2 separate regions of the Homo sapiens genome follow, and region 2 is linked to region 1. A link is a contact called in ENCODE Hi-C or POLR2A ChIA-PET data. All regions are on one chromosome and are shown on one strand. The core of a region is the stretch at or near the end of the contact, and the rest is flanking DNA. Distances in the headings are between cores, read along the strand shown.

Region 1 (2,700 bases), core at 49-2,548:
TTCTAAGATATGCCTATAAGAAAAATCCCAAGTCTCTCATGGCATTTTGCTGGCCAGAGATGGGTGTAATCTGAGGAAGTCCTGAGGAATCAAAATAGAATAGTGATGGCAGCCCCAACTAACCAATTCATTTTTTCTTGCAATGGCGACTAGATCAAGAGCTTTCTTGAAAACCTGGTCTAGATGGGACCATGAGGAAGAAGAATCCCTCCAAAGACAATAAATAATTGCCATCCTCAAAGGCTTTGGGGCTCCAGCAGCAAATTTTGGCTTATGCACAATCATATTCGTAACAGCAACAGCAAAATCCTTGCTCATAAAATTACCTTGGCTGCTACACTGTGTAAAATGTGAAAAGGAAACAAGTCATTTTCCTGATACATGAGCTCACTGCTTATCTGAAATCAGTTACACACTGCAAAAAACCCTCTTTAACCTCCTGCCTAGGTCTCCCATTAGTACACAATGTAATTTCACAGCTAGTGCTTGGGGAACTTTCTGGAAGCATTTTAGGCTGAAATAGTGAGGTGGGGGTGGCATGGGTCTGGTTAATTTCAGAATATTGAAGTGTTGGAATTACAATGTGATGACAGGATTCATCAGAAGGATTTATTTCTTTGGGCCTGTGGCCTAATGAATTGGAAAATATTTTCCTATGTCTTCTCCTTCAGCTCTAAATTAAAGTGACACATTTTATTAAAAAATGTCATTTTTACATATTAATGTATGAATTATGGTATGGCACATATGACAATAATGTCATCTGGGTGAAACATTCTAGTGATCTCTTGCGTTGATTTTCAGCTCACTTAGAAGTGAGAACATAGAATGAAAAAGTATCTATGGAAAGCTTTATTATGTGTGTATGTTATCCAAATACACTGTGTAAATGTGTAGGGATTTTATGTGACGGCTCATATATACATCTGCCTAGGCTGTGTGCTTGGGGATATAATTGCATGAACTCACATTGCTCTATAGGGCAAAGAAAGAAGAGGAGTAAAATGAAATCTGGTCCATTTTCATTTCAGGGTCATAGCAATAAAATCATCCAAAATGGCACAGTTAATGGAAATTGCTGGGCAACTTACTGAGGATATCTGAATTACCTCCGATTTTGTGCAGGTCTAACCAAAGGATGGTGCTGAAAATAACTTCTAGTTTCCATTCTCAGATCCACTTGGGAATTCTGCTACAGGTCACTCTCGGCATGCCATGTCAGAATGACATTGCTACAGTGCTAAGTGCCTACACACACTTGCAATGAAAATATCTTGTCAAAAGCATGAGTCACTCTCCTTGGATAAACAAAGTTGGAAATACTGAGGCAAATATGAACTGGAAGTTACCTGATGGTGATAAACAGATCCTCCTAGGATGAAAAATGCAGAGATTGAAAGGTAGAAAGTAAGACATTAGAAGAGGCACCCCTTCATGGAGACAAATACTGAATTATATCTATGTCTACATGTACAACTCTATTTGAGCTAACTCTGTATCTATGTCTATATCTATGTATCTATGTATCTATGTCCATTTTGCTAGATTTTACTGTTTCTGACATTAACAATTTGGAAATTTGACAGACATTAAGAATATGACTTATAAAAAGAAGATAATTCAATTATCTTTAATGAAACTATTAAGATTAGATTTTGTTAGTATCAATTTTTTTAATAACTTACCAAGTATCAGTAATCCCCTAAACAATGGTACTTAAACAGTGGTTTAGGTCATTTAACTTTAATATGTTTCAATAGTCTAATTAATGCTTGTATACCTAGTGGCCCAGATTTTTGAATTAACTTAAATTTCATTTTAGGCAAGGTGCAGTGGCTCACACCTGTAATCCCAGCACTTTGGGAGGCCAAGGTGGGCTGATCACCTGAGGTCAGGAGTTCAAGACCAGCCTGGCCAATGTGGTGAAACCCCATCCTTACTAAAAATACAAAAATTAGCCAGGTGGGGTTGTGGGCACCTGTAATCCCAGCTACTTGGGAGGCTGAGGGAAGAGAATCGCTTGAACCCAGGGGGCGGAGGTTGCAGTGAGCCGATATGGAGCCACTGCACTCCAGCCTGGGTGACAGAATGAGACTCTGTCTTAAAAAAATAATAATAATTTTAGTTTTACCTTCTTCAAGCATCATAAATGCTTTTGTGAATGACCTCATTCACTAGATCGGCTTCAACTGCTATATTTTTGCCCATTTGGGCTGCTATAACCAAACACCGTAAACTAGGTAGCTATAAACAAACAAAAAATTGTTTCTCACAGTTTTGGAAGCCAGGAAGTTTAAGATCAAGGTGCTAGTAGATCTAGTGTCTGGTGAGGGCCTGTTTTCTGGTTCACAGACTGCATTTTCTAGTTGTTTCTTCCCATGGCACAAAGGGGCAAATGAGCTCCCAGCAGGTCTCTTTTCTAAGGGCACTAATCCAATTCATGTGGGTGGAGAAAGAATGGAATGAGTGCCCTTAAAAAGAGGCCCATTAGTGAATGGAACCAATCTCACTCACCTCCCAAAGGTCCTGCCTCCTAATATCATTGACGGAGGTTATGATTTCGACATACGAAGTTTTAGGGAACACAAGCATTCAGACCATAGCTGCACACACCAGTGAGCCCTGTTTATATATCTGTAACTTCTTTCTATCCCTGGATCCTCTGTTTATTGCACATATCTACTGGACGAGGGTGTTTAT
Region 2 (2,700 bases), core at 159-2,658, 380 kb after region 1:
CTCAACTCTTTTTTATTTCTTTATATTTGCACATTTTACCGATGCTTTCTACATTTGGCTTGTTGATGTGCTTTCTAAAAACAGAAAGAAAAAAGATCTGTAGGTTTCCCTATTTTTCCCTTTCCTTCAATGTCATCGTTTTCCATGTAATTGGTTGGTTATTACAAGGAAGTGACAGGAGTGAGAAAGGATACTTTAAGATCCCTTGGTTGTTTGTGTTTCTTAGAATGCTGTTGCCTTCTTTCTTGTTTGAACAGGAAGCATGACCACTTAGTCATAAACATGACACATTTCCCTTGTACTCGCCATGAGCCTCACTGAACTCCCACACATTGTGGGTCCACTGGAATTCTGTGTTCATGGGGCAACCAAATGCTCTAGGCAAATGGGGTGATATGGAACTTGCCTGCATGCTCCATTGTCCCCTTGGACTTTGCTTCCAAGACAGCTCAAGGTTGACAACAGGGCAGGGTGAGAAGGGCATGCAAAAGATGGTGGTGTGGGGTGGGCAGGGAAAGAAGGCCCAAGACTAAGCCAGTTGTTTGAAATTCTCTATATTCTTTCTTCATTTTGTCCATTTTTTTCTGTTTTTTTCATTTTTCAATGGAGATGGAAAGCACCCAGTTCTGCTTTCCCCCAGAATCACCCTGTTTGTAAGCAGCCTGGAATGGTCACTAGAAGCTGCTACCTTTTGCCTGTTTTCTAGCTAAGATCAGTAAGGAGAGGTGGTCTCAAGGCTGATAGAGATGGCCACTGAGGGAGCTGGCTGCTACCTGTGGTCTTATACACAAGACTTTTGCCCTCCATAGAACCACACATCTTCACTTAATGTTTTAAACTTTTTTTTTCAGGTCACATGAATTTAGGCATTAAATAAATTATTAGACTAGCAAACATCAGAACCTTTTTTTTTCTAAGAACGACAATAGAAAAGGCTCTTGTAGTTAACACTCTTAAATACAGAGGTATTTTAAATTAAAGATTTTTTTTAAAAAAGAACAGCCTTGTCTTATAAATAATAATGATTGATAATTATTCCTCAACGAAACTAAAGAAATGGTGTGTCTTCTATGCATAAAAAAACTAGTCTACTTGCACAAATATCATTAGACAAGAAATAATTTTATTATTTAAACATTATATTAAGAAAATCTTTTTAAAAAATTTTCACTATACGTTACATCACATAAAAATGTAAGGTAGCATGTGTGAACTGTTTAAAGAGCTTGTTAAAGATTCTTATAATAAGAAAGGCTGGGAAAAGTAGAGTCATATCTTATCAAAACAATCTAAGAATCTTAAGAATGCTGCTTTTCTAGTAATACATAAATATACACGAACATGAGCAAGAATCCAAGTAAAGAAACAGTTCTTATTCATAGGATTGACAGTTTTATTATTACACCAGCCTGAAATAACATATAATGGTGTGTGAGTGTGCACTGGAGTTTCTAAAAGCAGCTTTTCAGATAGGCTTAATGTGAGAAGGGTTCAACTTTCTTCTTTGAATTCTGGAGGATGGGGTCTCCTGGGGATAAAGGGGAAAAGGGGAGATAAACTTTTAATGCAATCTCTATTCTTGCCACGATTTATTTTATTTATTTGTTCAGCAATATTTATTGTGCAGTCACCACATGCCAGGCTCTGTAGATACAATGGGGACCTTGACAAATACACTCTTTGCCTTTCGGAAGCTCAGAGCACAGTCAAGAAACAGAGTATTAGCAGAGAACATTACTGGGAAACAAGGGATTTTGCAACTCTTGGTAGGGGAACCTAACACGACCACAGTGGGGAGCAGAAAAGAGCTTTAAAACTAAGAGCCCAGGGGTGTGTAAGGCATAGCCAGGTCAAGAATGGAGGAATGAAGAATGCTGAATCAGAGGGAATCCTGAGAAATTCCTTCTGGAACCTGGCTTCCTTAACTCTTATTAACCACGTGCTAAGACTCCTTTTATATGGTTGTGGGATGATTGGCTGCAATAGCACAAATTTATGGAACTAAAAAAACAAGTGTTTGGTGTAATACTGTAAGTGTTGGTTTGAATTTTGGATGCGTATGATTAATGAATGAGGCTGAATGAGACATGTAAGCCAGCTGGGCACACCTTGGTGGGGACCAATAGGAATGACAGCTACGCCTGATGGGGGCAGGAAGGGAAGCGCAGAGTTTCTTCTTTCGGCCACGCCTTCTGACTCCAGTGAATGCCTCCTTAAGGGGTGAGGAAGCTGTCAAGAAAATAAGCATATTGGCTGGCTCGGTGGCTCAAGCCTGTAATCCCAGCACTTTGGGAGGCCGAGGTGGGCGGATCACGAGGTCAGGAGATCGAGACCACCCTGGCTAACACAGCGAAACCCCGTCTCTACTAAAAATACAAAAAAATAGCCGGGCGTGGTGGCGGGCGCCTGTAGTCCCAGCTACTCAGGAGGCTGAGGCAGGAGAATGGCGTCAACCCGGGAGGCGGAGCTTGCAGTGAACTGAGATCAGACCACTGCACTCCAGCCTGGGCGACAGAGCGAGACTCTGTCTCATTAAAAAAAAAAAAAGAAAGAAAGAAAAAGAAAGTATTCATATTTATTTGGGTTAAGCCTAAACGTGTGTTTCTTGGTATTTCTTGGCGTTACAGCTAAAATAACCTAAAACACATCTGTATTGAGGTCTGTGACCCAAGTGCCAATCTGTAGCTGTCACAATAGTGT

The links. A loop is a pair of places that touch in the nucleus more often than their neighbours do. ChIA-PET counts read pairs that join two places held with the same protein, here RNA polymerase II (POLR2A). Pooled maps may share reads with other maps.
Region 2: a loop to region 1 is called in a map of endothelial cell of umbilical vein, with 10 times the contacts of the local background. The contact joins two enhancer-like sites. A Hi-C loop is called at or near these places in 2 of 168 maps with a recorded cell type or tissue (PC-9 and endothelial cell of umbilical vein) and 3 of 50 pooled maps. POLR2A ChIA-PET finds 5 or more read pairs at or near these places in 2 of 52 experiments (PC-9 and endothelial cell of umbilical vein).

The regions. Positions count from the first base shown.
Region 1 is chr7:41,571,774-41,574,473 of GRCh38, reverse strand. No RefSeq gene overlaps it. Among named protein-coding and RNA genes, the nearest start is that of INHBA-AS1, 120 kb to the left of the region's middle. Within about 2 kb of position 1,298, at least 4 of the 41 ENCODE cell types and tissues checked have a DNase peak (open chromatin) inside an H3K27ac peak, as active enhancers do; they include PC-9 and endothelial cell of umbilical vein, where a contact is called at or near this core.
Region 2 is chr7:41,187,644-41,190,343 of GRCh38, reverse strand. No RefSeq gene overlaps it. Among named protein-coding and RNA genes, the nearest start is that of LINC01449, 87 kb to the right of the region's middle. Within about 2 kb of position 1,408, at least 6 of the 41 ENCODE cell types and tissues checked have a DNase peak (open chromatin) inside an H3K27ac peak, as active enhancers do; they include PC-9 and endothelial cell of umbilical vein, where a contact is called at or near this core.